2 separate regions of the Mus musculus genome follow, and region 2 is linked to region 1. Evidence: chromatin loops called from intact Hi-C (ENCODE). Cell type or tissue: gastrocnemius. All regions are shown on one strand.

Region 1 (5,000 bases):
TTTGAGAAGAGTTATATTTTCCATGCAGAGCTGACTTTGGGGAAATGAACAATCGTCTTCATTATCATCTTTCTCCTTTACAAATTCAGAAGAGTATTAGAAAAAGAAACACCCTGACCTCCTGCACCCACGAAGGGACACCTCAGTAGCTTCCCTGCCCCATACCCAAGCCCTGGAACCCACATGGTCCAATGGAAAGGTTACTGTACGGCAAAGACAGATAGCCTGACCTGTCGTTCCCCCCACCCCCTCTTTATTCTGTTGCCAGCATTGTACACAGCTAATGCATTCAGTATTCCAAACTGCTAGATTTGATCCAGAACTTGGTCTCAACTACAGCACTAGTCCAAGAACTCTGTTTGAAGGAACTTTTTACAGTCTAGGAAGGCAATGTTTATATCAGAGGAACTATTGTTTCACAGAAGTTTAACACAGAAATCTGAAGAGGCAATGGCATTTCAAGTGTTAGATAGTCTCTATAAATCACTACATTTTCATTTTCTATTTATTGAGTACAGTATATGATGTGCATTTGAGTAAAGGTGAGCTCTCTCTCTCTCTCTCTCTCTCTCTCTCTCTCTCTCTCTCTCTCTCTCTCTCATTTTGGCACAGTGTGCACTGAGGTCAGAGGGCAGCTTACTGGGATCTTTCTCTCCTTTTAGCATGTGGGTTCTGGGAGTTAAACTAAGGTCACCAGGCTCAGAGGCACCCCACCTTTGGGCCTTGAGTCATGTTTCTGCCTCACAGGCACTTGCCTAGAATATTTTACATGTAAAGTTAATTCGATATCTGACTTGAGAGTGGCTAAAATATCAGTGATGATGCAAATTATAGCAAGATATTTAAGATGGCAAATCTGATAGAATGCCACTGTCCCCGGAGACGTGATGAACACTAAACGAATATGGAATTAACAGATGACACTTGCTAAGTACTAGCCGTGTGATGGCTGTGATGATAGTGGTGTGTTGATTGTGGGGGTGGTGGGAGTTGTGGTAGTAGTGCCCGATGGGGTGGGGGAATGATAGCATCAAAATATGGTTCCAGGAGGACTATAACTCTCCTCCTATGTCCAGCCAGGCTCTGTAGTATAGCGATAGCGACTATTCTCCTCAAATTCAGGAAGGCTTGGGAAAAACTGCTCAGATACAAAAGAGGACGAAGCACCAAACGTAACTAATTCTAAGAGACAGACAGTGCAGAAGAATGAAACAGAAACCCAGCCCAAAACAAGTAATCTGTGTCTGGCTATAGCAGAAGCTTTCAAAATAATAGTCTAGTTTTCCATAGTGCAATGATTATCTGTTTTCTTCAGAAGCAAGAAAGCTGGGAGAAAAAAAAAGGTAATATTACATGTTTTTTAAAAAATGTATTTGGTGCTATTTTTAAGTTGATCATTGGTAAAATATGTAATGTAAGGTTGAGTATAGCTTTGAATAATAAATTCTATAATACTTTACTTAGTCACAAAAAGCATTTTGAAGAATTTCTATAAAGCTCAGAAGGTAAAGGTACTTGCCACCAAGGTAGGTGACCTAAGTTTGATTCCCAGGACCCATGTGGTAAGAGAGAACTGACTCTGATAAGTTTTGCACTTCACAAGTGCAACACACACACACACACACACACACACACACACACACACACACTGCCCCGTAAGTAAATAAATATAGCATTTATTAAGAAAGCATTGTTTTGTTTGTAAGCAGTCTGCATACTTTGGTAATAATGCCTCTTATAGTCAGGACAAAACAAATGTGAAAAAGTCCTCTAGTTTTAATGAAAATAAGTATTTGAATAAAAATGATGGAAAACTTCTTTCCAGATGCCGAATTTAACATTTTCCCCAATTTTATTTTCCAAGCTACATTTATTTCACAGCTAAAATTTTGGCTCGCCTCTTGTTACTTATGTCTTTGGTTTAAGAATTGTGCAGGGCATATTTCAAAAGAACTCGGTTTTTTAAACGGCAAAAGGCTCACAATGATGTGCCCACTATACTCTATGAAGTGATGATGATGATGATGACGATGACGACGATGATGATGATAAGTAAACTAATATACTGGCCAGTCAGTGAGAGTAGTCTATTACAGACACTCATGGAGTTGGCCAGGTTGCCTATATCCAAAATCCCCTGGCAGATAGAAGTAAAAACATGGCAAGAGAAGGCATGAGTCAGGCTAAGAATTTCACAGGACAGGGATCACGCACAGTTCTCTGGACACTTGACTTGCCAGGGCTTGGCAGGTATACAAAGGGTGCGTCTGCCATCCAAATTACATAAAAGTCCCAAACAAAGCTGTCACTGCAGCAGGGTCCTCTCCTGCAGAGGCAGGACAGCTTGTCCAGCAGGGGGCACTACGTCCTACAGGCAGGAGATGTCTGGTCTAGGGAAGGCCCAGGATGTGTTCCTTAGCCTTGACAGAAGGGACAGGCCCCAAGCAAAGAGTCACAGCAGTCTAACACACACATACCGGGCAAGATGAAGAGACAGGCAGAGTGAGCAGCTACCCCGGGACAAGACACCAAAGCACAATTCAAAGCTGTGCACAGGAGGTAAATCCTATTATTTATGGAATTAATTTGTGACTAAAGGATGGTTGTTAGTCTTTCCACATCACCCTTTCTCAGCCTGTCTCATCCATTCATGTAATGTGATGTTTTTCAAAGGCATCATCGCAAGCTTCAGATGAGCAAGACAGCATGACACTAAAATTACAAGGTATACGTATCGCCACTTGAATTTAGTCCCCCAACAATTCTGAAGGCAAAACAACCTAAGGACGGGTTGGCGAGTGTCCTAAATGTGACAGCCGTGGTTTCTGGCCTGCTAAACAAGACGTTCTGTAGGCGTGTCGACTACTTTAAATTGTGGGAGAGGAGATAAAAATAAAAACCCTCTCCCTGAGCCGCTTCACAGTTCCCTCCGCACTTCATCCCTGCCACCCCCCAGCTGAGCCTTCTCTCAGTCACAGCTCATTACTTACCACTGCCATTCACACTACAAAAGGCTAGGCTGTAAGTTTCCAGGTGGCAAAGGCTGTTTGTGTTTGTTTGAACAAGCACAACAGGGGAAACCCTACTTGGGGGCACACAGACAAAAGGACTGCAGAGAGGAATCATCCTCCTGTCCTCCCCAAGTGTCACAGTTGGGAAATGTCACATTATTTAGGAGGACTGTGATGCTAGGAAGCTTAGACTGGCTTTTCCAGTCTGGCTCTCTCACTAATGGATTAAGAAATCTTAAGCAAGTCATTTGTCTCTGTGTTGGTAGGCATACAGCAGAGGGTTAATAACTGCTGAGCTCTTTTTAAGCACTAAGACTCCATCACCATGGAACCTGTTATCCAGAAGAATAGATTTTTAAATCTAGCTAGGGGTCTTCTCTTGACCTTTTAGAGCCATTTTTATATTTATTGTAATATTCATTTCTTTTTTAAAAAAAGATTTTATTTTTATTTATGAGAAACACAGACACAAACACAGACAGAGACAGAGAGAGACAGAGAAATAGAGACAGAGACAAAGACAGAGACAGAGAAAGAGACTCTGCCACGGTGTGCAGGTACTCCACAAGTCCATAGTGCCAGGTCTCGCAGAGCTAGGTTTACAGGTGGATGAGTGTCTCCTGCTGTGGCCGATGAGAACTAAGTGCAAGTACTCTGGAAGTGTTTTAAACCTTTGAGCTGTGTCTCCAACAAGTTCCCAATATACATGTTCACTTATGTGCGTTCATACCTGTGTGTGTGTTTGTGTGTGTGCATATGTGCCTGCATATGTCTGTTTGTGTGTCAGTGTGTGTGCATATGTGCCTGTGTGTGTCTGTCTGTCTCTGTCTCTCTCTCTCTCTCTTTCTCGCTCTCTCTCTCTGTGTATACACAAATGAGTGGCTGTGGGTACCCATGATGCACACTGAAGCCAGAAGGAGACATCAAGTGTCTTGTTAAATCACTCTCCCCTTCATCCCCTCAATACAGAATCTCTCTATGAACTTGGAGCTCAGAGGGCAGGCTGGAACTTGTCTGGCTGGTGACAGCACTGCTGAACCCCCTAATGCCCCGTTACATCACCAAACTCAGCTTTGACATGGGTGCTAGTGGACCAAACTCAAGTTGCATGGACAGCAAGCACTGGTCAATGTCCCCAGACTCTTACCAGCTAATGTTTGTCTCCATCCTTACTGAAATAAAGTACAATGGAAAACTAACTAAGGCTGAATAAAAGCAGAATAAAATTTGGATAAGCCTGAGGACTGGATAGCCTTAATGTGCATGAGCCTTAAAGTACCAGAGCCTTCAAGCAGAGGATGGGGGCTTTGTAAAAATGTTGGGCAATTATCAACACAAACACTACATTCTTTGACCACAGGACACACAAGGCAGGTAGTATCAGTCAGAGAAGACTTTTGAAATTGGCAAGATAGTAGGAAATGTGAAAAGTAACCACAGGGACAAAATACTCTCACCATTTTTTTCTCAGCAGAGGAACCCAGGGACAAGGCTTTGATGGTTAAATTCAACAAAAACTTACTGAGCACTGGCTTAATAGACAGACACTGGTCTAAGGACATAGACAAACCCCAAGAACATGATTTTAAGAAGAGCATAGTGCCACTAGAGTGTGACAACTGTCAATGTTCAGCTAGAGCCATAGTGCTAGGGGGTGCTGGTAAAGCTGGCTGCCACCTACACACCTACACACCTACACACCACCTTGCTTCCTATTTCCCAGGCCCTGCTAGTAAGAGTTTACAAATACCTCTTAATTAAACACAGAACTGTAAAATATAGCTGGTACGGTTATCCTTCAAAGTGAAATGAAGAGAGGAGTCCCTGTCGATTCAGATTTGCAGGGTGGAGCTGTGAAGGACGACAGCAGTGCACAAAGGGTTGATGGGGAAGTCAGAAGGGTCTATGAACTACATCTTAAAGAAGGACATGCTAATTGAGACAAAAGTAGGGAAATGTTCCACCCAGCAAAGGAATACAGCAAGGATG
Region 2 (5,000 bases), 70 kb after region 1:
GCAATGTTCAATTGCAAGAGGACATTGGTTTTCCATAGAGAGATATACACGTTGTATGCAGCTAGCGTTAACCTCAGGCCCTTTGAGATGTCTTCCTCCTTGTGCGCAGATCACCTGACACCAAGCAGCTTTGTACACAGGAGGTACCATGACAAGTTCTTCCAGGAGATTTTAACCATCCCTAGCGTTAACACTAGATTTTGTGCGTATTGGCTATTTCCAAATCCAATTTTTTTTTTTTTGGTTTTTTTTTTTTTTTTTTTTTTTTTTTTTTTTGGTTTTTCGAGACAGGGTTTCTCTGTATAGCCCTGGCTGTCCTGGAACTCACTTTGTAGACCAGGCTGGCCTCGAACTCAGAAATCCGCCTGCCTCTGCCTCCCAAGTGCTGGGATTAAAGGCGTGCACAACCACACCCGGCCCAATAGTTTTACCTGGAGTGTTTGCAGTTGATTTTTGGCGTAAGCATTGTTTACCAGGAGTGATTAATGACTGAAGTGGGAGTATAAAGAGCCTATCGACGAGTGGCTATGACTGTGGAGGGTGGGCGGGCATGGCTAATGGCAGGGAGATGACAATGTTGACAATGCAGTGTGTGTAAGACGGGCTGCTTCTGAGAAAACGTGTTTATCAATCTGGTTCTTCTCTACAGCTAATCACTTGGATTCTCTCTGTTTAGGAAAAGAAATGAGTCACTCTTCTAAATCGAAATGATAAACATAACATTTCAATTTACGCTTGGATGTTTTCTGCTACTATCTACTCTGGTTAGAACAGCAACTCCTTTCCTCCCCCCCCTCCCCACCCCCCACCCCCCGAATTAAAAAGAGAAGAAAGAAACTTAAGGCAGTATATATTTGGGTACTGGGAGACAAGATTTTAGACATGCTTAAAATCAAGAGTTTTGGAGAGCTGGAAAGTTATCTGGTGTCTGCCAGTCAGAACTGTCCTCATTGGAATTGTCCTTACTGGAAAAGGGAAGAGAAATGGTGAGAGTCTGGTTCTGCCACCAAAGAGCACCTGAAGTCTATTACCTTCAAAGAATTTTAAAATGTGGTTATGGAAGCTTCCCAGAAGCAAACGATTTTGTTTTCCCTTTGGAAGAACTCAAAAGAGTTAATTCATTCTTGGAACGTGTTTATTCCAAAACAAACGTTATTGAAAACATATGCACGAGCCATTCCAAAAGAAACTGGTCTCAGAAACCTGGATGCTTAACCTGGGGGTCAGAGTACCCCACAAGAACCAGAAAGATGAGGAGAGCCCACGCTAGCTCAGAGAGCAGAGACTGCCCTGCATGAGAAAAGAACATAAGAACTTAAGAGTACTAGACAAGGGTTGGAGACTTCACACCCCTCCTGAGTCCCAGGCCAAGAAGTGCTTAGGCAGAAGGTAGAAGCCATCTAGTCAACCAGTTTCTAGCAAGAAAAGGGAATAGAGGGGCCAGGGATCCCGCCCTCCTATCCGGTTGTTGATCTGGGGCAGTGATCCTCTGGCAGACTTGTTTAAGTAACATAAGTGTGCAAAAGTTCACAATTCCGAAGTTGAAGCCCATCCTCGCAGTTCCCCACTCCCACCACCACCACCACCCATCCCTAAGTGTGCAAGCACGTCCCAGAAACTCGCAACTCGCAAGTACTTGTTACTCACCGTGGGCCGGGGAGCCCAGCCGGCCGCCGCCCGCCTCGACCGGGCACTGCTGCTCCGCGGGCCCGGGAGCGAGGGCTTCACCCGCGCAGGACATGGGCCACGCTCCGAGCCAGAGCCGTCCCCGCGGGGTGCACGGACCCCAGCTGCTTAGGTGCTGGGTGCAGGAAACGGCCTGCCTCTGGCGGGAAAAGCAAAAGGGACAGCAGGATCAACTGTTTTTAGAGCACAGCACGCCGCAATGCCTGGGCCATTCCCTCCCCCTCCGCGTCCCTCCTCCAACTCCACCCCAGGGAAGTTAGGATTTGAAAGCAGCCTGGGGGGACGCTGCGAACGGGACGCGCGCGCTGGGAGGGGACGCGCGGGGACTCGGCGGCAGAGCGACCTAAGGGACCTCCACCTACCTTGGCATCCCCCCCGTGGGCTGTTCCGGGTCCCTTCCTCCCGCCACCGGTAGTCAGCGAGGCTCTGGCCGCGGCCCCATCACGCCCTGGCAGCCTGACCACGTCCCTCCGGCCCCGGGAGTGGCAGCGACAGTGGCAGCCGCCCGCGCTGACTCCGCGCACTCCGTCCCTTCCCTCCGGGCAGCCCCTCTCCTCCGGGAAGGACTTTAGGATCCACTTGTGCGTCTCTTTCACCCTCGCGCTGCCACTCCTACACTCTTCAAACACTTCTCTCTCTGTGGCTCCCTTTCATCATATCCGGATTGGGGTGGCCTCGAACTCTTGGCAGACAGCCCCGAGGTTGGGGGCGGCGCGACCTAGGTTTGGCCCTGAGCTCCCTTGCGAGGGAGCTGTCTGGGTCAGGAGGCCAGAGCTGGACAGGCCAGATGCAGGCTCCCTAGCCCAGGCCCACCAAGGTTAGGGAAAACAGGGAGGGAGCTAACCTTGGCAGCTCAAACATCTTCAACCTTTCTGGGAAAGTCCCCCTCAAACCACTTTCAATCCTGCCCTTCGATAGACTATTAAATAATCTTGAGGAATGCCCCAGGGAAGCGACCTTTGAAAACAGGGAAGGGTGTGTGTGTGTGTGTGTGTGTGTGTGTGTGTGTGTGTGTGTGTGTGTGATGAATGTACATGTGTGTTCAAACACACACACTGACTTTCCTGGTACTATGAAGACATAAATGTGTATTTAAAACCTTGTTCACAGGTCCCAAGTACTTGTCTAATCTCTTCATCTTTTTCTTTTTTATTACTTTACTTCTGTCAGACAGGATTCCTGATCTGGTTAAACCAGTTGCACAGAGCCACCCAGGAGTGCAAGGTGAACATTCTTGAGCACATCTGTCCTACCCCAGGCTGAGTGCCTCTCTGACCGTGTGACGTCTGCGGGAAGCTAAACTGTGCTCAGACGTAAAAGGTTCATTGTCGGTGGCTTTTTAAATGAAATGTTCTGACTGTGGCAGACTCTAAAGGGCCAAGAGCAAGTGTAACGGGCTGTTAAGAACTTTTATACATCTGGTTAATTTTTGTTCTTTGTTTGAGTGAAATGCAGAGTTCAGTGGAGGTGCATATCAAAACTGAAGAAACTTAATGGTTTCTCCTTCTCACTCACCCCCATCATTACTAATAATACATCAGGAATGTTTATCTTCAAAAAGTGACCATTCAAGTTCTTTTCAACTGACGGAAAAGGTCTATTTCTTACCTCTAAAGAAACAAGAACTTGATTTCAACTACTCCGAGAAATCAATCTTCAAAGGTTCTGAAGGCAGGTATTTGGATTCCATAGAAAATGGCATTTTTCTCGGTGACCTATAGCTAATAGATATGGCCCCGTTTTTAAATAAAATTTGTAGATTCATAGATGACATTGTAAAAAGTGCCTTAAGTCTCTTAAGAACGTGTCAAGAGTCTGGACTACATAGAACCTACTGTTGTGATCATAAAAAGAGAAAGAGCTATAAAGATATGTTCTAGCTGGTGGGGTGTGGGGAAGGGGGTGTCTTGGTGGGGCCCATGTCAAGCCATCCCTTCTTCCTGAGGGACCAGTCACAGGACTGTATAGTATAGAATAGAGTTTATTCAGGGCAGGGGGAGGGGAGTTAAGAGAATAGTAGAGGCAGAGAAAGGCAGAGAGAAGGAGAGAGTAGAGAAGTAGAGACCACATGGAGAGAGAGGGGAAAGGAATGGGGGTGGGGGAGCAAGGGAGCAATGAGCAAGAGAGGCAAGAGCACAAGAGAGGGAGGAGGAGACAATCAGCCCCTTTTATAGTGGGTCAGGCCTACCTGGCTAATGCCAGGTAACTGTGGGGGTGGAGTCCAGACAGAATACCAACACCTACCTCTTGGGACCAGGTCAGTTGTGGGGAAGGCTTGTCAGCATTAAAGAACACACAGGAAACTTGTGCTCTACAAAGCACAGCCTTTGCTTACAAGAGTCAGTGAGAAAGTTCTGCAAAGTTCTTCTTTGTCCCCTTACTGTTTATCTCCTTGTTCAGTTTGTTCATTCTGTCACAAGCACATGGTACCCTTGTGGAGGTCAGAGGATGGCCTCCAGTCCTTACCTTTCACCTTGTTTGAACAGGGTGCCCTTATTGTCCCTAGCTACACACACCAGGATAGCATGCAGACTTCTGAATTTACAGCTATTTACATGTCTCTAACACCCATCTCCCTGTAGGAACACCAGAATTATAAGGCTACACTTCTATCTCTCCCAACACACCTTCTCAGGCTTGCACACAAGCCATTCTCCCACAGAGCCATCTCCCCCAATAAATGTTTTTTCATCGAATTGCACACCATATTTCACTTTTACACATGACATAAGATACCTAACTTTTCTGATAAGATGAGCATAAAACATCCTCTTTCACTATGGTATGAATGTTGGACAGCCAGCCAGTTTCCCAAATGGGTGGAGTTCTGCAGGAGTGAGGGGTGGAGAGTGAGGTCAGGGAACTGGGATAAAGGAGAGAGACCTTCTCTGAGAATCTTAGTGTTACAGATCATTTGGGCAAAGGCCTTCTCTGAGTATCTTCAATGAAACAGCTCTTTTGCCAATCTTAGCTTGGGTGAATACCTCTATTGGGGTGGACCAAGGGTATATATGAACTTTGGAGAGTGGTAAGGCACTTTCCTGGTAAGTGAAAATCATTGGCTAAAGTTTTAAAGTTCTGTGAATAGCTCATTTCCATGGAGAGACATTCCAGGAATCCCCAGGTACTTGCTCGGTGGATTCTTATTGGGAAAAGAGCAAGAGGAAAAGAGGAAACTGAACTTGTAGGTCTGCCAAGGACTACTGGACGTTCCTTCCCCTAGGTAGAAGTTGTGGGGAATCAGGCTTCCCAGACAAGGTCAGAGAATTGGGAGTCCTCCATTTTGTGCTGAGCTCAGAGAAGCTATCTGGTCA

Evidence for each region. A loop is a pair of places that touch in the nucleus more often than their neighbours do. Peaks named below come from ENCODE experiments on the same cell type or tissue, not always from the same donor. Only the 100,000 strongest peaks of a DNase experiment are listed, where the experiment ranks them.
Region 2: it touches region 1 in a loop (2.4-fold over the local background); 13 of 42 quality-filtered maps call a loop at or near these places.

What each region holds. Positions count from the first base shown.
Region 1 is chr6:15,787,660-15,792,659 of GRCm38, reverse strand. The region is part of intron 4 of Mdfic (MyoD family inhibitor domain containing); the gene reads right to left. Among named protein-coding and RNA genes, the nearest start is that of Mdfic, 69 kb to the right of the region's middle. In gastrocnemius, a CTCF peak has its summit at 2,341 (motif pointing right); DNase peaks (open chromatin) are centred at 2,343 and 2,871; H3K27ac peaks cover 1,754 bases.
Region 2 is chr6:15,718,012-15,723,011 of GRCm38, reverse strand. It overlaps Mdfic (MyoD family inhibitor domain containing), which reads right to left and starts at 2,351. Exons shown (of 5, transcript NM_175088.5): 1 at 2,049-2,351; 2 at 1,648-1,825. The coding sequence starts at 1,741. In gastrocnemius, no CTCF peak of the experiment used is centred here; DNase peaks (open chromatin) are centred at 1,809, 1,895, 2,167, 2,349 and 1 more place; H3K4me3 peaks cover 2,525 bases; H3K27ac peaks cover 2,140 bases.